Regions from separate parts of the Homo sapiens genome. Here region 1 is linked to region 2. A link is a loop called in an ENCODE intact Hi-C map of the cell type or tissue named here. Cell type or tissue: PC-9. All regions are shown on one strand. Links, peaks and the distances in the headings refer to the core of each region. The heading gives the core; the rest is flanking DNA.

Evidence for each region. A loop is a pair of places that touch in the nucleus more often than their neighbours do. Peaks named below come from ENCODE experiments on the same cell type or tissue, not always from the same donor. Only the 100,000 strongest peaks of a DNase experiment are listed, where the experiment ranks them.
Region 1: it touches region 2 in a loop (3-fold over the local background); 4 of 110 quality-filtered maps call a loop at or near these places.

The regions. Positions count from the first base shown.
Region 1 is chr3:196,522,533-196,535,042 of GRCh38, reverse strand. It overlaps the pseudogene NAA50P2. Among named protein-coding and RNA genes, the nearest start is that of SMCO1, 13 kb to the right of the region's middle. RefSeq lists enhancers at 1,297-1,910, 7,056-7,125 and a silencer at 5,986-6,285. In PC-9, for the core only: CTCF peaks have their summits at 6,083 (motif pointing left) and 10,313 (motif pointing left); a DNase peak (open chromatin) is centred at 6,122; H3K4me3 peaks cover 939 bases.
Region 2 is chr3:197,180,731-197,193,240 of GRCh38, reverse strand. All of the region lies in intron 5 of DLG1 (discs large MAGUK scaffold protein 1), which reads left to right. Among named protein-coding and RNA genes, the nearest start is that of MIR4797, 110 kb to the left of the region's middle. In PC-9, for the core only: CTCF peaks have their summits at 5,869 and 6,068 (motif pointing right); a DNase peak (open chromatin) is centred at 6,080; H3K27ac peaks cover 1,604 bases.

The DNA.
Region 1 (12,510 bases), core at 2,897-10,896, 660 kb after region 2:
TAGTAGAGACGGGGTTTCACCGTGTTAGCCAGGATGGTATAGATCTCCTTGACCTCGTGATCCTCCCGCCTCGTCCTCCCAAAGTGCTGGGATTACAGGCGTGAGCCACTGCACTCAGCCTATAATATCCTCTTAGCTTTTTGTCATCTGTTTACATGTATAATGATGTCCCCTTCTTCAATCCTGTTATTGGTTATCTGTGACTTCTCTTATTTATTAATCTTGTCAGGAGTTTTTCAGTATCAATAACCTTTTCAAAGAACCATTTAAAAATTGTTTATTTATTTATTTGGAGAGATGATCTCACCCAATTGCCAAGGCTGAAGTGCAGTGGCACAATCATAGCTCACTGCAGCCTCAGACTCCCGGGCTCAAGTGATCCTCCTACTTCAGCCTCTCAGGTAGCTGGGACTACAGGTGCACACTGCCTCACCTGGCTAATTTTTAATTTTTTGCAGAGATGGGATCTCCCTACGTTGCCCAGACTGGTCTCAAACTCTTGGCCTCAAGTGATCCTCCAACCTCAGCCTCCCAAACTGCTGGGATTACAGGCTCAACCCACCATGCCTCGCCTAAATTTATTTTTTAATGACAAAAAATATATATATTTATGGTACATAACATGATGTTTTGAAATATGTTTACATGTGGAGTGGCCAAATCAAGCTTGCTACCATATACATTATCTCACAAAAAAAGTCTGCTTTTAAAAAAATGCAACCCTCAAGTGGAACCAGAAAAGACATTTTATTTCTTTAGATATGTGGTCTTGGTAGGTTGCCCATGCCAAGCTCAAGTGATCCTCCTGCCTCAGCCTCCCAAGTAGTTGATACCACAGGCACACGCCACCATGCCCAGCTTCTTACCATTTTTTTTTTTGCGATGAATTGTTGCGGGAACTCAGGGACCCTGAACGGAGGGACCAGCTGAAGCCACGGCAGAAGAACATAAATTGTGAGGATTTCATGGACATTTATTAGTTCCCCAAATTAATACTTTTATAATTTCTTACGCCTGTCTTTACTGCAGTCTCTGAACATAAATTGTGAAGATTTCATGGACATGTATCACTTCCCCAGTCAAGACTCATAATTTCCTGTGCCTGTTTGTACTTTAATCTCTTAATCCCGTCATCTTCGTAAACTGAGGATGTATGTCACCTCAGGACCCTGTGATGATTGCGTTAACTGCACAAATTGTTTGTAAAACGTGTGTTTGAACAATATGAAATCTGGGCACCCTGAAAAAGAACAGGATAACAGCGATGTTCAGGGAACAAGGGAGATAACCATAAGGTCTGACTGCCTGCGGGGCCGGGCAGAACAGCGTCATATCTTTCTTATTGCAGAAAACGAGTAGGAGAAATATGGCTGCATTCTTTTCCCAGCAAGGAATCACCCTGGGAAGGGAACGCATTCCCGGTGGGGGGCATGGACGGCCGCTCTGGGGCTGTCTGCCTCATGCGGTTGAAGATAAGGGATGAAATAACGCCCTGCTCTCCTGCGGCGCCCCCAGGCTTGCTAGGATTAGGAAATTCCAGCCTGGCGAATTGTAGTCAGACCAGTTCTCTGCTCTTGAACCCTGTTTCCTGTTAAGATATTTATCAATGACAACGCGTGCACAGTGGGACGTGAAACCTCATCAGTAATTCTAATTTCGCCCTGGCCTTGTGAGCTTGCTCTGCCCTTATGCCCTTGTGATCTTTTATTGCCATTTGAATGAAGCGTGTGATCTCTGTGACCCACTCCCTATTCATACCCCCTCCCCTTTTGAAATTCCTAATAAAAACCTGCTGGTTTTGCGGCTCAGGTGGGTATCACAGAACCTGCCGACACGTGATGTCACCCCCGGAGGCCCAGCTGTAAAATTTCTCTCTCTTGTACTCTTTCTCTTTTTTTCTCAGACCAGCTGACACTTAGGGAAAATAGAAAAGAACCTACGTTGAAATATTGGGGGCTGGTTCCCCCAATAATGAACACACTTAAGAACTATTCTCTTAGCAAATTTCAAGTATACAATACAGTATTATTAACTATAATCACTGTGCTGTGTATTAGATCTCCAGAACTTATTCACGTTATATTGAAAGTTTGTACCCTTTGGCCAACATCTCCCATCTCCCCAGCCTCCTAACCAACCCTGGCAACCAACATTCTACTCTCTGTCCCTGCTTCTAGAAGTTTCACTTTTTTCAATTCCTCATATAAGTGAGATCATGCAGTACTTGTCTTCCTATGCCTGACTTATTTCTCATAGCATAATGTCGTCCAGGATCTTACATCTTGTTGCAAATGACAGAATTTCCTTCTTTTTAAAGGCTGAATAGTATTCCATTGTGTATATACACCATATTGCTTATTTACTTATTTTTAATGTCATCCATGATGAGCATGTAGCACATTTTTTCAGCATATTGTTTTTCAAATTAATTTTTTTTTTGTTTTGTAGAGATGAGGTCTCACTATGTTGCCTAGCCTGGTTTCAAACTCCTGGGCACAAGTGATCCTCTTGCCTCAGCCTTCCAAAATGCTGGGATTATAGGCATGAGCCACCATGCCTAGCATACCACATTGTTGATGGCTCCTTAAGTTGATTCCATATCTTGGCTATTATGAATAACGCTGCAATTAATGTGGGAGTGTAGGTGTCCCTTCAACACACTGAGTTCATTTCCTCCAGATATGCACCTAGTATATATCATTGCTGGATCATATGGTAGTCCTATTTTTAATTTTTTCAGAAACCTCCATACTGTTTTTCATAATGGCCGTAATAATTTACATTCCCATCAATAGTGCACAAGGGTCAAAGAACTAATATTTGCCTTTGATAATCCTTTCTATTATTTATTTCTTTCTATTTCATGAATTCCTGCTCTAATCTTTATTATTTCCTTCATTCTAATAACTTTAGGTTTAATTTGCTCTTTTTCTAACACCTTGAGATGAACACTTATCTCACGGATATGTCCAGCTTTTATTTTGCATTTGAGACAAAATTTCTTCAAAGTACAGTTTTAGCTACCTCCTTATTGTCTTATGTCACATTTTCATTGTTTTTCAATGAAACATTTAAAATTTTCATTGTATTTTCTTCTTTGAGACATGAATAATTTAGAAACATGGTAAAACACTGAAACTTTCTTCATGATGTTGGTAACAAGAGAATAGAATGAAGCCTATAATCCCAGCACTTTGGGAGGCTGAGGCAGGCAGATGGCCTGAGGTCAGGAGTTTGAGAATAGAATGAAATTCCCTTGATTAATTCTATTCAACATTCTGTTGAAGGTGTAGACATTACAACAAGACAAGAAAAAGAAATGAAAGACATAAGAATTGGAAAGGAAGAACTAAAACTGTCATTCACAGACAACATGATTGTGTTTGCAGAACAAGGACGGATGCGGTGACTCACGCCTGTAATTCCAGCACTTTGGGAGGAAAAGGTGGGTGGATCACCTGAGGTCAGGAGTTTGAGACAAGCCTGGCCAACATGGTGCAACCCTGTCTCTACTAAAAATACAAAAATTAGTCAGGTGTGGTGGCATGTGCCGGTAGTACCAGCTACTCAGGAGGCTGAGGCAGGAGAGCCACTTGAACCCAGGAGGTGGAGGTTGCAGTGAGCTGAGATCACGCCACTGCACTCCAGCCTGGGTGACAGAGCAAGACGAAAGAAAAGAAAGGCGGGCAGGCGGGCAGGCGGGCAGGCGGGCGGGCAGGCGGGCGGGTGGGCGGGCAGGCAGGCAGGCGGGCGGGCGGGCATCTACAGATGAACGACTAAGTGAAAAATGGGTTTAGTAAGGTTGCTGAATAAAAAGGTAAATATAGAAAAATTGGTCGTATTTATAACAGCAATAAGAAAAACATTAAACACTACTTACAACAGCATCAAGAAACATCAAATACCTAGTAATAAATCTAATGGAAAACATGCAAAAACTCTACAAAGGAAACTACAAAACACGACCGAGGAAAATTAAAGAGAATCTAAATAAAGATACGTATCATATTCATGAATTAGAAGGCTAAATATTATGAAGATGTCAATGTAATTCTACTCAATATCCCAGCTCATAGCGTTCTAAAAATTAGCAAGCTTATTGAAAATTTTATATGAAAATGCAAATGGCCCAGAATACCCCAGATAATCTTGAAGAGCATAGCTGGAGGACTCACACTGTATGTTATTAAGACTTTTTAATGAAGCCAAAATAATTAAGGTTGAGTGTGATTTGGGCACAAGAATAAATAAGCAGACCAATGGAACAGAATAGAGGATAGAAATAGATGCTTGCATGTATGCAAACTTGATTAATGACAAAAGTCCACTGCAGAGCAGTGAGGAAACTCTTTATAATAAATGGGATTGAGTCAGTTGTATATCCATATGGAGAAGAAAAGAATCTTGACCTTCTTCACATTAATCCAAAGGTCTAAATTTTAGGCATATTACAGATATAAATGTAATAGGTAAAGTGGTGAAGCTTCTAAAAGGAAAAAAATATTTTCATGACCTTGGGGTAGGAAAAATTTCATATATAAGACATCAAAATGAAAACATGATAAATTGGACTACTTGAAAATTAAGAACATTAGTTCATGAAAACACACCATCAAGATGATGAAAAGAAAGCCACGGAGTGGACCGGGTGCGGTGGCTCAAGCCTGTAATCCCAGCACTTTGGGAGGCCGAGGCAGGCGAATCATGAGGTCAAGAGATCGAGACCATCCTGCCCAACATGGTGAAACCCCGTCTCTACTAGAAATACAAAAATTAGCTGGGCTTGGTGGCATGTGCCTGTAGTCCCAGCTATTCAGGAGGCTAAGGCAGGAGAATCACTTGAACCCGGGAGGCAGAGGTTGCAGTGAGCCGAGATCGTGCCATTGCACTCCAGCCTGGGCGACACAGAGAGACTACATCTCACAAAAAAAAAAAAAAAAAAAAAGATACAATGCACTTTGGGTATTCAGGGGAAAGGGTGGGAAGGGGGCGAGGGATAAAAGACCACACGTTGGGTACCGTGTACACTGCTCGAGTGATGGCTGCACCAAATCTCAGAAATCACCACTGAAGAACTTATGAAACCAAACACCACCTGTTCCCCAAAAACCTATTGAAATAAATAAAAAGTAAGTAAAATATAAAAATGGTAAATTTTGTTATGTATATTTTTGCACAATTTAAACAAACTTTTCTGGCTCACACCTGTAATCCCAGCACTTTGGGAGGCCAAGGCGGGAGGACCACTTGAGCCCAGGAGTTGGAGACCAGCCTGGGCAACGTAGCAAGACTATGTCTTAATTAATTAATTAATTAATTAATTTATGGAGACAGAGTCTCGCCCTGTCACCCAGGCTGGAGTGCAATGGCACGATCTTGGCTCACTACAACCTCTGCCTTCTGGGTTCAAGCGATTCTCCTGCCTCAGCCTCCCGAGTAGCTGGGATTACAGGTGCGCGCCACCACGCCCGGCTAATTTGTTGTATCTTTAGTAGAGATGGGGGTTTCACCATGTTGGCCAGGCTGGTTTCGAACTCCTGACCTCGTGATCCGCCAGCCTCAGCCTCCCAAAGTGCTGGGATTACAGGCGTGAGCCACCGTGCCCGGCCTCAGAAGCTCCACAGTGGGCCTCTTCTTATATTTCATGGGCCAGAATTCTGCCACCTGTCCGTTCCTAAACCAATGATAACGGCAATAATAATAAAATTGCTGTGATTGATTTATTCTAAGACTCACCCCCAACTCTCACACTGGGAAGGGGCTCAGCTTCCCCTGAAGCACGTGGCTGCCCAATACTCAAACAATATCTGGATTTTGCTAAGGAGAAAAAAGTAGTGGCGGGGATCAGGGAGGACCCAGCAAGGTTTTTCTCACTGGGGCAGGGACTGATTCCCTGAGGACGCCGAAGTTCTTCCGGAGACGCACCTGAGACGGACTGACTCCCACCCCGGAGTCCCTGCGGAGTTATAAATGTCCCTTAGATCTGTCCCCTCAGCTCTCCATTCCGGGGACCAGTGTTCTGAGCTCGGCCGCCATCGCCTCACGCTCAGCGACGGGCGTGGCCGGGAGCCGCCTGCGGATGGAGGAAGCGGCCGCCAGCGCCCCCTGGAGGCTCGGGCCGGCTCCACTCCCGCGGCCCCCGCCACCGCCCAGCTCCCCGCGGAGGCGCCCAGGCCGGTCTGAGCCCGACAGGGCGGAACCACCGCGGCGGCGCTGCCCTGAGTGGAAATGCGGCCTCCGCAGCGGGAGAAGATGCTGGGAGCCGGATGGGGCCCGGAGGCGCGACACCGCAGTTCTCCGTACTTGAAGACACCCATCCAGGCCACCTTTTCAGTCGGCTGCAGGGACACGTCCTACAAGGGCGTGCTGGAGGCTGAGCTAGCAAAGCTGGGGCGAGGGCGGGACGGTGGATCATTCGCAGACACATCATCACACCAGGGTGTCCGGCACCTTACCCAAGGCCAGGAATAGCAACTCAGATGTTAAATCGTGTCAAACATCTGTGGAGAAGATGGCACCTTTTTCTTCTCCTTCTTTCTCTCTCTCTCTCTCTTTCTTTTTTTTTTTTTTTTTTTTTTTTTTTTTTTTTTTTTTTTTGAGATGGAGTCTCGCTCTGTCACCCAGGCTGGAGTACAGTGGCGCGATCTCGGCTCACTGCAACGTCCACCTCCCGGGTTCAAGTGATTCTCCTGCCTCAGCCTCCCGAGTAGCTGAGATTAGAGGCATGTGCTACCACGCCCGGCTAATTTTTGTATTTTTAGTAGAGACGGGGTTTCACCATGCTGGCCTGGCAGGTCTTGAACTCCCGACCTCAGGACATCCGCCCGCCTTGGCCTCCCAAAGTGCTGGGGTTACAGATGGGAGCCACCGCGCCTGGCTAATTTTTGTGTTTTTAGTAGAGACGGGGTTTCACCATATTGGCCAGGCTAGTTTCGAACTCCTGTACTCTAGGGATCTGCCTACTTCAGCCTCCCAAAGTGCTGGGATTACAGGCATAAGCCACTGCCCAGCCAAGATGGCACTTTTGACAACATCTGTTTGTCCAGATCAGCAATGAGTCAGCAATTGACTTCTACAGAAGTTTGGCTTTGAGATGACTGAGACAAAGACAGATAAAGGATAAGAGGATGGAGCCTGCAGATGCTCAGGAGTTGCAGAAAAACCTCAAAGTCCCTTCCGATCAGAATGGAGATATGCAAAACACAACTGAACAAGTCACAAAATGAACCTTCTTGCACTTGCTTGTTGACAAAAAAAGACAAGCCCATTGATTTTCACCCCCTCTTTCTTGTAAAGCTTTCCTGCACTGCCATGTTTTTGTTTTTCCTTCTTTCTTTTCTTTTCAAAGTTTTAATACTTTCAAGGACTTTAAAAATGATCATGTTTGGGCCAGGCGCAGTGACTCACTCCTGTAATCCCAGCACTTTGGGAGGCCAAGGTGGGTGGATCACTTGAGGTCAGGAGTTCCAGACGAGCCTGGCCAACATGGTGAAACCCCATCTGTACTAAAAATACAAAAATTAGCCAGGCGTGGTGGCGTGTGCCTGTAGTCCCAAGCTACTCAGGAGCCTGAGACAGGGGAATCGCTTGAACCTGGGAGGCAGAGGTTGCAGTGAGCCGAGATCGTGCCACTGCACTCCAGCCTGGGCCACAGAGCAAGACTCCATCTCAAAAAAAAAAAAAAAAAAAAAAAAAAAAAAAAGATCATGTTTGGATTGTTTCAGTTCTCTTATTTTTGTGAGGTGGTTTGACTGAAGGCAGGAGAAGGTAGATCTGTTTAATTTCACAGTTAAGATAAATGGTTCTAAAAATTTAGGTGTCAAATAATTTCACATTTCTTAGCTTGGAGTTGGAGACCAGCCTGGGCAACATAGCAAGACTCTGTCTCTATTTTTTTTTTTTGGAGACGGAGTCTCACACTGTTGCCCAGGCTGGAATGCAATGGCGAGATCTCAGCTCACTGCAACCTCCGCCTTCTGGGTTCAAATGATTCTCCTGCTTCAGCCTCCTGAGTAGCTGGGACTACAGGCGCCTGCCACCACGTCCGGCTAATTTTGGTATTTTCTTAGTAGAGACAGGGTTTCACCATGTTGGCCAGATGGTCTTGATTTCTTGACTTCATGATCCGCCTGCCTCGGCCTCCCAAAGTGCTGGGATTACAGGCGTGAGCCACCGAGCCTGGCCCTCTTAGTTGTTTTTTCTTAGTCCTGCTTTCACATCGAAGGGCAGAGCCTACAAAATATTGTACATTTCAAAAGACAGAAAGAAGCAGCAGTGATATCTTGTTTTCTAATTCATAGACGAGTTTAGTGTGCTTGTGGTACCTTGGGCTTTGAAAGCCTTTGTGGGATACCAATCCCTAGACATTATCTTCACTCCAGCTTTAGTCCTTCCGAGCACTCTCAGGAGTAGCACCGTTGCTATCTCTGGAAGAAATGCTGAGCATATTTATTATTATTATTATTATTTTGGAGACAGAGTCTTGCTCTGTCGCCCAGGCTGGAGTGCAGTGGCGGATCTCGGCTCATTGCAAGCTCCGTCTCCTGAGTTTAGGCGATTCTCCTGCCTTAGCCTCCCGAGGTAGCTGGGACTACAGGCACGCGCCACCACGCCCGGCTAATTTTTGTGTTTTTAGTAGAAAGAGGGTTTCACCATGTTGGCCAGGCTAGTCTTGAACTCCCGACCTCAGGTAATCTGCCTGCCTTGGCCTCCCAAAGTGCTGAGACTACAGGGGTGAGCCACGGCGCCTGGCCGCATATTTTGATTTTTAAAGCAATTATTTCTTCTCTTCTTGCTGGTGGGTGGGGCACCTTGGGTACGTAGTGTTATACTTTGGTCTAAGTATTTTGAGTTAAACTGCTTTTTTGCTAAAATGAATGGGCTGGTTTTTATCAGGTTTATTTTTCCTGCTGTTGTTACTAATGGCATTAACTTTTAGAGTCGGAAGCGGTAAGACTGATTTTTTAAAATATCCCAGAGATATGGCTTCTAATTGACCTAGAGATTTGTCGTAATTTAACTTTTTTCTCCTGCCCCTTTTCTTCAGTAAATCCAACAATAACCCAGGTGTGGTGGCTCATGTCTGTAATCCCAACACTTTGGGAGGCCAAGGCGGGTGAATCACTTGAGCCCAGGAATTGGAGACCAGCCAGGACAACATAGTAAGATGCCTGTCTGTACATAAAAATTAAAACAAAAAAAAATTAGCTGGGCGTGGTGGTGCATACCTGTAGTCCCAGCTACTTGGGAGGCTAAGGAAGGAGAATCACTTGAGCCCACGAGGTCGAGGCTGCAGTATGCCGTGATCATGCCACTGCACTCCAGCCTGGGCAACAGAGTGAGACCCTGTTTCTAAAAAAGAAAATGTTGGCCGGGTGCAGTGGCTCACGCCTGTAATCGCAGCACTTTGGGAGTCTGAAGACCAGCCTGGGCAACATGGTGAAACCTCATCTGTACAAAAAAAATTTTTAAGTCCATATAGGTTATTACCGCTAAATAAACGGAAGCAGGTGTTTTCTCTTGGACATACTGAAAATATTTAAAAGAAAGCTTAGATGGCAGCATGAGCATGAAGAACCAAGAAAGCATACTTGGAGTCAGTGCAAATGTTAGCTACCTTTCCTTTGCTTAATTCTAGTGCTCGAGTAAGAGCTATCAGCTCAGCTAATTGAGTGCTTGGACGGAGAGACACACTTTCAATGACGTCATTTAGAGTGACTACTGCATATCCTGCCTTATGGATTCCTTGTTCTACAAAAGAGCTCCCATCTGTGAAGAGGGTCCAGTGTGGGTTCTCTAGCGGTTTCCCTGAGATCTTCCCTGGCTGCATAGGTCTGTATCAGGACTTGTTCACAGTCATGTTCAGGTTCCCTAGTTTCCTTGGGGAGGAAAGTGGCTGGATTTAGGCGAGAACAATTTTTTTGTTTTTGGTTTTGTTTTTGTTTTTTTTGAGACGGAGTCTCACTCTGTCGCCAGGCTGGAGTGCAGTGGCACAATCTCAGCTCAATGCAACCTCCACCTCCTGGGTTCAAGTGATTTTCCTGCCTCAGCCTCCCGAGTAGCTGGGACTACAGGCATGCACCACCACCATGCCTGGCTAATTTTTATGTATTTAGTAGAGATGGGGTTTCACTATGTTGGCCAGGCTGATCTTGAACTCCTGACCTCATGATCCACCCACCTCGGCCCCCTAAAGTGCTGGGATTACAGGCGTGAGCCACTGCACAAGTTTTTAATTGGATGTTGGAACCCTCTAACAGCAGGGCCTGATAGTTAAGGAGTCGACTGTTTGTTAGCCAAAGGCTCCCCCTAGAGTACAGTAGTCCTGCCATGTTATGTGGGGTGTAAACAGTTAAATCATTTCCCAGGGTTAATTTGGGGGCTTCTGGGACCAGTAGGGCTACTGAGGCAATGGCTCAAAGGCATGCTGGCCATCCTTTAGCCACCAAATCAAGTTCCCTACTTAGGTAACCCACTGGCTGTTGAGCTGCTCGTCAAGCTTACGTTAAAACTCCCAGGGCCATTCCCTTCCTTTCTGATACGTACAGATGGAAAGTCTTCCCTACAGGAAGGCTGAGAGCTAGTGCCTTAAGCAAGGCTCGTTTTAGCTGGTCAAAGGCCTTTCAAGCTTCAGGTTCCCAGATTAAAAGATGAGTTTTAGGCCGGGCGTGGTGGCTCACGCCTGTAATCCCAGCATTTTGGGAGGTCGAGGTGGGCAGATCACGGGGTCAGGAGATCGAGACCATCCTGGCCAACATGGTGAAACCCCGTCTCTACTAAAAATACAAAAATTAGCTGGGCGTGGTGGCGCATGCCTGTAATCCCAGCTACTCGGAGGCTGAAGCAGGAGAATTGCTTGAACCCGGGAGGTGGAGGTTGCACCACTGCACTACAGCCTGGTGACAGAGCTAGACTCCATCTAAAAAAATAAAATAAAATAAAGATGAGTTTTAGCTCCCTGAGCTTCTTTTATGAGGTTATATAACAGGTGGACTATTTCACAATACCCAGGTATCCATAGTCTACAAAATCCTGTAATGTCCCCAAATCCTCTTAGTTGCTTGAGGTTTTAGGGAGAAGGGAGGAAGAAATAGGCTGAATCATTTCTTCCCCTAATGCTCCAGTTCCCTTGGACAGCACTAAACCCAGGTACTTCACCGAGGTTTTGCAAAGCTGGGCCTTGGGTTTTGAATCCTTATATCCTCTGTTAGCTAAGAAGTTAAGAAGAGCTTCAGTGCCTTCCTGAGGAGCTTCCTTAGTTGGGGCACAGAGCAGAGTATCATCAACGTACTGCAAGACCCTAATTTGAGGATGGGAACACTCAGAGACATCTTTTGACAGTGCCTGTCCAAACAGATGAGGCCTATCTCAAAATCCCTGAGGCAGCAACGTCCATGTTAACTGGGTGGTCTGGCTGGAGGGATCTTTGAAGGCAAACAGGTATTGAGAGTCAGGATGTAACGGTATGCAGAAAAAGGCATCCTTTAAACCTAGGACTGTAAACCATTTAGTTCCCTCAGGTATTTGAGTTAACAGTGTAAAGGGATTAGGTACCATTGGATGGATTGGAACGACAGCTTCATTAATGAGGCAGAGGTCCTGAACTAGTCTCCATTCCTTATTGAGGTTTTGCACTCCTAATATTGGGGCGTTGCAGGGGCTATTACAGGGTTTGAGGAGGCCCTGCATCTTTAGGTTATCGATAATGGCTGCTAGCCCTTTCCTAGCCTCTGGATTTAGGGGATATAGTCTCTGATTAGGAAAAAAAAATGGGATCCTGACTAGGCGTGGTGGCTCACACCTGTAATCCCAGTACTTCGGGAGGCCAAGACAGGTGGATCACCTGAGGTCAGAAGCTCCAGACTGGCCTGGCCAACATGGTGAAACCCCGTCTCTACTAAAAATACAAAAATTAGCCAGGCGTGGTGGCACATGCCTATAATCCCAGCTACTCAGGAGGCTGAGGCAGGAGAATCACTTGAACTCTGGAGGCGGAGGTTGTGGGGAGCTGAGATCACCCCACTGCAGTCCAGCCTGGGTGAGAAAGCAAGACTCCATCTCAAAAAGAAAGAAAAAAAAGGAGAAAGAAAGAAAGGAAAATAAGTGGGATCCTTAAGATGAATCTGGACTGGCCTAGAGATTATAGCTCAACCTCTTCTTTCTGGAGTAGCCCACACTTCTGGATTAATGTTAGCTTCCACCAGGGGGAGACAAAGAGTTTGTCCTGGGGCTGTAAGGATGCCGGCCCCCCTGCGAGCTAGAATATCTCTACCTGATAAAGGAATGGGACTTTCAAGCATGAGTAAAAAGGCATGTGTAAATAATAGGTCCCCTCCATCTGCAGCTAGGGGTGAAGAAAAATATCGGATTAGAGTTTTTCCTGAGACACCCCTTACAGTTGTGCTATGGGAAGAGGGGAGACCTGGATTAGAGAGAAGAGAGAGCCTGCCTCCAGTATCCAGAAGGAGATCTACCTTCCTTCAATTTCCAGAAACACCTGGAGCTCCTGTG
Region 2 (12,510 bases), core at 2,187-10,186:
CCCATTTAAGATTTTTGCTCATTTTTGTATTGGGTCGTTCTTTTTATTGATTTGTATTTCTTTTATATTCTGAATATTAATCCTTTGTTGGTTGTGTGTATTTTCATTAAGGATCATTTCTTACTAGTAAAATTTACCTGGATTTTGTAATTCTCTTTGAGGAGTGATATCATACTACTGGTTAAAATTTTTAATGGTTATAGTACGATTCAGATTTTCTATCAGTTAATTTTGCTAGGCTATTTTTTTCTAGTAATTTTTAACATTTCAGATATATTTTCAAATTATTATTTATGATATCCTGCTAATACCTTTTAATATCTATAGCATATGTAGGCATGGTCCCTTTTTTATTCATAATATCACTTATTTCAGACTCTTTGTTTTCCGTCACCATTCTTGCCAAAAGTGTCAATTTCAAAGATGGTCTTTTCAAAGAACCGTCTTAAAAAAACAATTATCTTGAGTCCCTGCCCTGTTTGCCACCACCCTTACCCCTCTGTTCTTATACACACATACACATACATAAAGACATGTTTATGTATGTACATTCATATGTGTATATGTAAATATAAGTTACATGTAGGATAGCTGAATATCAATTAAAGATAGTGTTCAGTATAAGTAATCTGATCCTCCCTTGGGGAACTAAAAGAGAGTTAAGGAGAGTAAACAGCCAAAAAATCTGATTTTTTGGCTGTTTACCAGTTAGTGGCAGAAACAGTTCTTCTATCTTTTCTTCCTTTCTCTTTTTATCATTATTATTTTTTTCTTTTTTGGTTTCTTTGAGTTTATTCTGTTTTCTTGTTTTTCTAGTTTCTCAAGTCACTTGCTTATTGCACTAATTACCAGCCTTCTTTTCTAGTAGTATTCTTTTATAAATGTTTCTTGAAACAGCATTTTTAAATGTATCCCACAAGTTTGAATATGTAATGTTTTCTTATTGTATTTTTTTAATGTCTGATGTGATTTGTTTTTTGTTAGCCTCGTGAGTTACTTAGAAGCGTGTTTAATTCTTAAACATTAGAGACTATTCCTTCCATTTTGTCTTTTTTGTTTTTGTTTTTCTGAGACAGGGTCTTGCTCTGTTGCCCAGGCTGGAGTGCATTGGCAGTCATAGCTTACTGCAGCCCCAAACTCCTAGGCTCAAGTGATCCTCCCAGCTCTGCCTCCCAAGTAGCTGGGTCTACAGGCACATGCCATCATGCTTGGCTATTTTTTTTGTTTGGTAGAGACAGGGTCTTGCTCTGTTGCCCAGGCTTGTTTTGAACTCCTGGCCTCAAGTAATCCTCTTCCCTTGACCTCCCAAAGTGCTGAGATTACAGGTGTGAGCCACTGCACCTGGCTCATATCTTCTTTTGGATTGTATTTTCTCATCTCACTTTCCCTTATTACTAGCTTGGAAGTTAAAAATTGTTTCTCTTCCTTTAGTGGTTATTGTAGAAATTTTAATATATGTTTAACTTTTAAAAGTCTAAAGTAAATAAATGCCATTCACTCTTACTCCAGACAACATAAGAACCTCAGCACGGGTAAAGCCCTAACACTGCTTGTTGAATGTGCTGTTCTTGTCAGCCTGCTTTTATCTTGATTGAGTTAATCTAATTTATTTATTATTTTTGTCCAAAAACACTCCCAGGATATGTATAATTTTTTTATTTCTGATGTTTTGAATTTCCGGTCATCCTTATTGTTACAAACCAACCAAAGCCAATTTGCACATGGCCAACTCTGGTCTTTTGGTAGGTATTTTAGTAGTTATTTTGGTGTGTTTGCAGATTATGACACAAGCAGACATTTAAACAGTGAGCCAGCATGCATATTTTATGTAGCCTATTCTTTAAATCTCATGAAACCTCAGCTTTCCGTTGTTGCCTAAAATGCTCATTCTAAGCAGATAAAACAATGTTCCAGACACAAGATTTTGTTTACCCAGAGTCTCCAGATGTCTTAGGGATTAAACCTAAGGTGTTATCCCTAAGGGTTTAGGCCTCTCCAGAGTCTTCCGTTTCCCTTATGCAAGGGTGTATTATGTCTCTAAATTAATTCAAAAAATTCACATAACTGGGATGCTATGGATTTCACCAGTGAAATCCCATTTTGCTGATTAATAAGCCACTACCTTCATCAGTGAAAACCTACTTCATTATAATTGGGAAGACTTTTTGTGTAAATCAAAGATTAATATGACAAAACCCCCCTTTCTGTTGTTGTTTTGTTTTGTTTTGTTTGAGTTGAAGTCTCGCTCTGTCGCCCAGGCTGGAGTGCAGTGGCGCGATCTCGGCTCACTGCAAGCTCCGCCTCCCGGGTTCACGCCATTCTCCTGCCCCAGCCTCCCGAGTAGCTGGGACTACAGGCGCCCGCCACCACGCCTGGCTAATATTTTGTATTTTTAGTAGAGACGGGGTTTCACCGTGTTAGCCAGGATGGTCTCGATCTCCTGACCTCGTGATCCGCCCGCCTCGGCCTCCCACAGTGCTGGGATTACAGGCGGGAGCCACCGCGCCCGGCCGACAAAACCCTTTTAGCAGCCATCTCCGTATATGATTCTTGTAATTAAATGCAAGGTGATCAATCTTGGGATGTGAATTGGAACGCAGACTGGCCTTTGGGAGGTTTACAAGTTCTCCAGGTGTTTCTAATGTGCGGGCACAGTTGCGAAGCATTGTGCCACCACTATTACGGCTACTATAGTTGACCCTTGAACAACACGAGTTGGAACTGCACTGCTCCACTTATATGCGGATGAAACAAATGCAGATTTCAAACAAATGCAATCAAACATAAAAGTATTTGTAGGATGCAAAACCCAAGTATACAGAGGGCTGACTTCCTGTAAGTGCATAGCTGACTTCAGGACTTCAGTATGTGAGGATTTGGGTACAGTATGCGAGGATTCACGGGGGACTAGTCCTGGAACTAGTCCCCCGTGAATGCAAAGCTTGAGGTATTTTCCTGCACTACTGTGCTATCTGTGTTGAGCTATTAATATTTACAAGTAAACTTCTGACATCATTTGTCGAATCCTCCTTCTAGAGTGAGAGACTTAAATTGATAGTATTGAGAGAGAAAGCATTCATACTTTAAGATTTTCACTGCTTTCTTAATCTGATTCATTTCTTCCTTAATTTTCTGACCATAAGAGATGAGAAGTCAGTTTTTTGGTATCTGCTTTAAATTGCTTTTTCTTTACATATACTTGCTTTTTGTTTATTCTGACAATGATAAAGGATTATGTCCCTCACAGCTTTTTAAAGAAATATTTTATAGAGGCTTAAAGGAGTATGTTATTAATTAAAGTGTCCTTTATCATCAGTTCTAAGACTTACCTTTTCCACATTTACCATTTCTGAAATTGGTGGAAATCTTGCAGTTGCTGGCATTTTGTCATGGCCTTATCTGAGTGGCGATCTTTGTGTAGTCATATGTAAACCTTTCCTGACACGTTTTGTTAAGATCAAGAAAGTACCAGCATGCTTTCCTGAGTCTTAGGATATTATGATAATCATTCAGCTGGTTCTATGAGAAGCGTCTGAAAACCTGGCCATCTTTGTGGGCCATTCTCTTGCTCTGCCTTGTTCATCTTGTTCTCTTTTGTTAGGTATTAACAGGATCAGTCTCTGAAACAATTATAAACCATCCTCTGGGGTTCTTAAGTGAAACCACTAGTCCCCTTTCCCTCACTAGTCCCCTTTCCCTCACTTTGGTTTGCTGGCTGTCTGATTCATATTTGCAAACTGAGTAGATAAGGATTTTCAATCCCAGCAGAAAAAAATTGTGTGTATTCTCTATCATTTGTTTCTAAATCACACTTTAATATGTTAATGTTTTTTCCTATTGTAAACTTGTTAAACATATTTTCTTGTATATTTCCTGTGTAATATGATGTATCAAGTTTTTAAAAATTTAAACTTTAAAAACTTTAAACTTGATACATAATATTGCCTGATATATTTGCACCATAATTTGATGACCATGTCAGCTCTCAGATATCTGTTATCTCTATTTTTATTAGGTTTTGTAAAGAAACCTGCAATGAGTAATCTTTGGACATGAAAAGTATTTAGTTTCTTTCCTTTGGATGGATTACCAGAAGTCAGATTACTGAGTCAGAAGAATATGAACGTTTCTCAAGTTCTTGAAACTTTCTGACAGATTGTATTCTGATAGAATTGTAATTTAAGAATGATTAAGACTGTTTCGTTTGGGGAATTTCTACCTGCTTCCCCTCTTTCATTCCTAGGTTACTGTGGCAGATGCCACGTAAAATAATTATTTGAGGGGTGTAATAGATTTGGAGCAGGTGAGCATTATAGCAGAGTAGGTAGGGTTCCTTTAACTTTTTGTTAGAAAACCGGAATTGAAGGAAAACAACCCTTATTTTGACATAAGAAGGCAAGCTTTAATGCTTTTTCATCTTAATTTTTAAAAAACCAGAATGTTATAAGAAGCTCAACAATTTATTTAAAATACAGTGTCAAGTATTAGACTAGTAGTCTCTTTTTTAAAATAAAAGCTAATATAGAGAGCTTTTCCTCTTTTATAGTATTGTGGTTTGGAGTGAACAGCTGTTACGCTGCATGTAGAAGTCAGTATATGAATTATTATTTTATAATTTGAAAAAGTATCTTAGAATTAACAGTGGTTTGCTGAGTAGATTGTAAATTAGGCACAGCTTTAGTCTTCACAATTCTAATAAAAGCTAATGGTAAAAATAAAATTTAATAGATGCTTTAAAAATCAACTGCTAGGATATTAGTTGTGTCAAGCAATACATGCATTTAGCAAACAGTTATTAAACATCTGTGCTAGTAACTGTGTTAGACATCAGTGATTAGTATTTTTTTACGGAAAGATAGTTAACACAGTATGATGTGACATGAAAGAGGGAGAAATTAAATTCTTGGAGTTTTCTGAAAAAAGCAAGTTGACATTTGCATAAAGTGTTGAAGGATGTGTAAGATGCCAAGTCAGAGGAGGAGGCCGTTACTGGGGTAAATAAATACAGTGGAAGGGTGACAATCACAAGAAACTGTAGAAATGCAGGAAGGTTTATGTTATTATTGCTGATACTTAGGGTGCATGTTAGGAAATGAGGGCAAAATCTAAAAGACCTGTATGATGAATGTTCTTATGAAAGGTTTGCCACCATGAAACATGCCGTGAATTAATCTATTAGATTATTGTGGTGGTGGTGGTGGTGGTAGTGGATGGTGGTGGCTCTCCTTACTGGAATAATGAGTAAAGTAAGATAGTGATTGGGTTACTTTATTCAGGGCTTGGCATAAAGATAATTATGATTTTATAATTTAAGACTCTGAAAGGGATACTTTCTTGCCAGTGTTGGGAAGAATATCAAGAAAGAAATAGGGGATATAATAGTTTTTTAAAAATCTTAATGTCGAAGAGAAGGACACAGTGGGTAAATTTTGGGGTTATGTAAGAGTAGTGTCAAGGTTCTAAAACTGAAAATGAGCTGAGAATTAGGAAAAATTGTTAGAACAGTAAATCGAACAAATAAAAACCTCAGCCTTTTCCCAAAAAGTTTGAAATGTACATGAAGCAACAGGGAGGACAGTAGGAGTATTATTGAGTGTATGGGAGGATGCAGTGATCATTGAAGAAACAAGTAATTTATATTTGGTTTTTGTCTTCAATGGCAAGGAAAATTATGCTCAAACTATTGTATACAAAGTAAACATTACTAAGAGGGACTTGAAATCAAACAGAAAAAACAGGGTCAATGAGCAGATAATTGTGCTAAATAAGTATATTTCCTAGCATTTTATTTCATCCAGTAGTATTGAGAATATAATGAAATCACTAGCAGCTCTTAGTAGTTTTTAAAAAATTGTAAGAAATGGGAGTGGCAGAAAAATGGACACAAGCAAATATAAGCCTTTTGAACCAAATGCTAGAGGAATAGAAGTTTTCCTGTTTCTAGTATATAATGAGCAGTTTTTGAAATCAACTTTATCTTTACATCTCTGGAACATATAGAAACATGATTGAATTTTATCATGGACCTGGTATACTAAGGTGAGCATATAGTTTGCATGCACTGACCACTAGATGGTGCTCATACAGAAGGGATTTTGTATGTGTGACATTGAGGGTTTTCTAGATAAATAGCAAATCTGTGTTCTTGTCACTCTTCTCAGTCTTGTCTTATCTCAATACAGTTGTATGTTTTGAAATTTAATAGCCCACATTAGAAAAGAGTAATAAAAATGCCTGTTATATTGCATTTACGTTACATTAGCTTTGTAGTTACTTTGGGTTTTTGGTGGGTTTTTTTTGTACTTTAGAGTTTCAGTATTGCTTTTCCTCTTGTCCTTTACCTTTTTACATTTTTCACTAAGATTATTTAGTAAACTGGGCATGGTGGTAACCTCAGCTACGTGGGTGGCTGAGGCAGGAGCATGGATTGAGCCAAGGAGTTCAAGACCAGCCTGGGCAACGTAGTGAGACTCCGTCTCAAAAACAAACAAATAAAAGATTATTTAGTATTTGCCTTTGTTTCTGTACCTAAAGACTGCTGGGTTTGTGACTTTAGAAACGTACACAAATAATTGAGAGCCTATCCAGTATAAATTTTTAACTTTTTATTACCATTTAATATTGTAAATATTCCTCATAGTCATAAATTTTTCATAATCATGTTTTGAATTACATAGTAATCCACTGAACTAATCGTATTTAGTTTACTAACTTAAGCTTTCTCTATTGTTTAGGCTAGAATTCTATAGATTATATTATCACTCTGAAAAAGAAAACACATTACGGAAAAAAGAATATTCTTTGTATATCATATTAAGATGTTAATAGTGATTCCTTTTGGTGGTTTAGATTGCATACCATCTTTTCATCCATTATTTTAAATAGGTTTTCCAGGTTTTTCTTTAATGAACTTAAATTTGGTTTTAATGGAGTTTTTATCTTTCATCTCTGCTGTGTAATGAGAGAGGATATTCTAAAGCAAAGAACAGTTGGTTGCCTTCCGCCTTCCACCTCCCAGTCTAATCTCATGTGAAACCCCTCTTGTGATTTAGGTATAGATTTTTTGTGTGCATATACTGACTACTGGCCAATGGATGAGGTGTTCCTAGATTTTTGTAGGTCATGTAACAGGACATTTTCATAAAGAAGTCTTTCCCAAAACTTGAAGTTGTTTTCTTGATGTGAATGGATTTGGATAGGAAATTTGCATCAAGAAGTATTTCTTCCCTGTACATTGGGGAAATATGGGAGGCAGTGATCTGTCAACTTTAGATTGTACCCTAAGTTCTTTGGCTCTGTAGGGTAAATAGATGCACACTAAGAGCCTACCATTGACCCCTAAGTTCTCTGGCTCTGTAGGATAAATAGATGCTCACTAAGAGCCTACTATTGTATGTCTTTTGGTACTGTTTACAGTTTGAGGTAGGAGATTTGCATTCAACAGTTGTATTCAGTATCTTCATCCATACTAATTCAGAATAACAGAACCCATATCAGTTTTCTCCTCCCCTTGAAGTTTTCATCAGACATGGATCAAGGCACATATTTTAGGGCCAGACCAATTACCGTAGCATTTATATAAACCACACTAATCAGGTCTTTACTAGGTACCTGGTCCATAACAAAACTTGAATTTTTTTCTGGGAGGTTTCATTTTTTCCTTCACAAGAGGATTCTTAGTTACCTGTCCGCCCTTAGTATTTTCTTACATTCTCTACTCCGAATTAGATAGGATCACTCTGGGGCCATAAATTGTCAGCTACTGCCGGCACAGTCCTTGGGAAGAAGCACCAAACTTTCTGGTATAATCTCTGTCACAAAATATCTTGCCCTCAAGAGTCCCACATGGCTCTCACCCTTACTGAGCACATGTTCACTTCTCAGCAGACGCATCATAGAGACAGCATTAGCATGTTTTCTTGCGGAGTCAAGATTTGCAGTGGACCTCAACATTGTAGTTTGACAAAAGGCTGCATCCAGTTGGTGCTGGTAAGCACGTAGACAAGGAAGATTCTGTCAGTCCACATCCGAAAAAATATCCATGGCTGAGGTTGGGACTTACGATATGCTCTTATCAGCTTAAAAATTAGATTATTCAACCAATAGTAAATTATCAAGTAGCGTTTTTGTTCACATATTGTTTTAAAATGACCATTGTTGTAATTACTAATATAGCACAGTGTTAAGAGGGCTTGCTTGGGAGTTTGTGGTTCTCAAACTTGAAGGTACTTAAGAGTCACTTGGGAAGCATTTTAAACATAAAAATTCCCAGGTTCCCCCTGCCCGTAAACATTTTGATGGGGAGAGGATACACCAATCTGCATATATAACTAGCGCCCCAGGCAATTCTCAGGCGAACTATTATGTTAACCTAAATATTAGATGTTAGAATATGTTCCTTTAGCAATCAGGTGATAGTATTTGGTGAACCAGAGTGGTATTTATGTAGAGTTGGATAAAACACATTTCACTGATTATAAAACGAAAAATTTACCAGCGTTAATTCTTTCTCATTTTTAGAAATTTATGACCTTGTAATATGAATGTTTATAAAATACTAGAGAGATGATGCTGATAATTTCTTGAAAGTTCTTTTTTATCATAAAGGTTCCAGAAGCAAAATACTTGTTTTAGTAATTAATCTACCTTGAGACCCAGTTGTTAATCATTAAAAACCAATACATTACATAAAATGATAAAGGAAAATCCATTTGTAATGAAGCGCTATCGTTAGATAGTCAGAGTTTAATGTAGGCAGCACCTTTGAACAACTTAGAGCCAGTGCCAGATAATGTGTAAGATCTGCCTGGTGTAGAAATTTGGATATGAATGACAAAGATTCTTTTAGTGAAATCATTTTAACAGTCAGAACTATTTGCAGAGAGAATCCTCTTATATGTTTTAATTCAGTTCATATTTATAATTTATATAAGCAGTGAAGGTGCCATTGGATTTTACTACAGACTGTGGTTGAAACTTGGTAATCCAGGGTTTTTCCACGCAGTGCATTAAATCAGGCAGCCCCACAGGGTCTTGGTAGTCCAGTGTTTATAGCATCCTTCTTTACCTGCTAATCGACCTCACTTCCTGGATTTCAATCCATCTAGTTATCAGCTAACAAAAGAACAGCTTTTGGTTCCTGCAGACGCTGGTGAAAAAATAATCATGAGAAAGAAATCCACCTTATGTCGTCTTTTTTGTCTGCAAAAATAAACTCAGCCATCATACAGCTAACAGGTACAGAGGGAAGATACGAGCTCTTTCATAGGAAGAAATCACTGAGAAAATGAGCATCATTTCTCAAGGTTTTTATTTTCACTGATCTACAAGTGATGCTGCTGTAATTGTAGCTGCAGTTTTTACCGATCATTCACCACTCAGCAGCTGGTAGAGAAGTAAGCCTGCTTGGCAACCACCTGCAGGGCTGCAGAGATGAATTACATTTTCGGAAACAACACACTTCTATACTCTCGCGGCAGTCGAGGAGGCAATACTAGCTCTAGCCATGGCTCAGCAGGCCCAAAGCAGAAACACTGGGCAAAAAAGGGCTCGTCAGATGAACTGCAAGCTGAGCCAGAACCTTCACGCTGGCAGCAGATAGTTGCATTTTTCACTCGAAGACACAGCTTTATTGACTGCATCTCGGTAGCCACCAGCTCCACCCAGGTAACATACCACTTGTTGAAATTATTTTCAATCTATTTCTGTTTACGTTTGCTCTGTAAAAATGTCTTAATATAGATTTTTTATTTAAAGAATAGCCTTGAAACCTTGGATGTGTAGAAATGTATGTTTTCTGTCCATCCGTGTAGGTCTTTAGCACAAAAGGGGGAACAAGAAATATTTTTCCTTATGCTCTTATGTAATACCAAACAAAATAGCCTCAGATTCAATTGAATGACTTTTCTAAAAATATAAGCCCATTGATACATAAAATATGAATTAATAATGCTCATCTCCTTTTTAGACTGTGCTAAATGCTGTAGAGTATGATGTCTGACCAAAGAAAATGCTGATTTGTTTAGTTTTTGTATGTTATTAGATAACCTTAGGGAGACTGTTACAGTAAAGAAACAGAAGATACTTTGAAATATTTTCATTTTTCAGTGTTTTGAAAATAGATTCAATTTAATATAATTGGCTAGTATTATATATACTGACATCTTAGCTATATTATGGCTTATTCAAGGGATTTAATGAATCGTTTTTTGTAAATATTATTTATCTAGCTTAATTTGAAATTAAGTGAACTTGTGCAATTACACAGTCATGGAATATTTTTTCACATAGTCAAATCACAATTTAAAGAGATGAGCAAATACTAAAAGTCTCTCAAAATTAAAAAAAATCACATAACACCACTTTTTGAGGAAATGAGCTATTGTCTATGGGAGGAAAAATAAAGAAAAATTAATAATTGTTTGAAATACCTATTGTTTGCTACAAGGGTGGTTTGAGGAAATATTCATATTTCTAAATATTTTTAAGCAGTCAGTTCAACTTTAGTAAAAATAAAAGGACGAGAAATGGTCTAAAAACAAGTTGAGAATGCATTTGTCCTCTGACATCAGTGATATTTAAATTAGGAAAATACATACATACACATTCCTTAGGACCTTTTAAAATAAATTCCCTTAAAGCTGTCTTTTAAAGAAAATAATAGAAGCAGCTCAATAAATATAAACTATAACTGTCAACAGTTCTATATTTCTTTATATGTTTTTTATAAATTTCTTTACTGTTTTTGGTTACTAGAATTGTCTTTTAATGGTGTTGATTTAAAATAACATCAGCTTTCTTAAGTAAGAAATTCTACTTACTTTTCTCAAATATTTGGGAGAAATGGAATTACCTAGGAAGGGGGAGTCATTATGTAGGCATTGAGGTTAAGTTACAATCAAAACTTATTGAATGGGCAACGATTGATTTAACTCTTAAATTGAATACTGCCCCAAGAATTTTACTAACCTTATTTTGACTGCAATTACATATATCACGAAAGGATGCAAAGACTAAAGGTTGACAATGTTATTCATTGTAGATTAATACTAGATGATATTTTCCATTGTCAACAAGACAGATATCTTTAGAACTTTTTATATATATATATGGTTTATGTAAATGCACACCCTTCTATATATGTATGCACAGATAACACTAGCATTGATATATCTGTCACTCGGTTTATTAAAAGCAGGCAAATGAAAAGACAGGAAAAGTAGTTCATGTATAAAGTGTTGAAACCACAGAGTTACGTTATAGCCGCTTGGGAGTAGGAGCAGAACGTTGCTGTGATTGCGCCAGAAGAGAGTCATGACCCCTGTTCGCAGTCAGCTCTGCAAAGCCATTTTACATGACAGCCCCCACCCAGTTTGGTTCAGAGCATTCCTGTATGCTAGTATATGAGTTATTAATAGTTTTTATTTCTTTCAGACCTCTTTCCTGATTCTCATCTTGTCTTTTTCATTACCTTTCTATTTTATTTCTAGAAATAGGAGTATTAGGGTAGAGGTTTTAGCTTCTGTTTTTCTTGCACTGGAGTACCAACATTTTGTTTTTCATTTTATACATTTTTGTAACTGATACATTGGATAGTTTATATATCTTAATTTTTTTATAACTTACTGGAGTTGATTTGACAAGTTAAAATATAATGGGACTGAAAAATAACTTGAGATATAATTGGATCTTACTTGATACTAGAATACTTTTTTAAATTGCACTTACTGACTCATGGCTGGCAGCTTTCTTTTGCAGCACTAAGGGATTTATTGTTAGAAACAACGTAGATTGAAATTTCATACTTAGAGCATATAATATATACCTATGAATATAATAAGGTCATAGTGTTTTGTACTGCGATTGGTAAATAACAGAGGTCTCTTATTTCACTGATGTCAAAAATACTCTAAGATTTGACAGAAAGATTAACTTTGAATCTAATTCCATATGACTAAGCCACATGATACTTTTTGCAGATTGGAGAGTTGTTATAAATCAAGTTCTATTAGTATGAAAACTATCTGGTTTAGTATCCCCCCCAAATACAGTATGAAAAGTATCTGATTTAATATCCCCCCAAATATACACAATACATAAAAAGAACCTGTACTTATTTTACAGATTCATTTAAATTGCTTGTCTGCTGGAGGTATTCATGTTCATAACTAAGATTATGTGCCATTTTCTACTATGATACTGGAACTCAGGAGGAAGTCATTAATGTTTTTTGAATGATAAGGAAACTGAGTGGTTATAAACTTTTGCAAGACACCTAGCTTCTCAGTTAGGGTTTGGCATGTAGTTGGTGTTAATAAATGCTTATAGAATTAATTAATTTTTATTCCATTCACCTCAAATGTTATCTCCTGGCCTTCCAAAATATGACACCTAATCTAATACCTCTTCAGTACCTGTATTGATTGGATCTTCTCTCTTCCCTCACAAGTGTCTTTGGTTTTTCACAGCAGCCCATCTCCTTTTCCACTGCCTTTTCTTCCCCTCCATTCT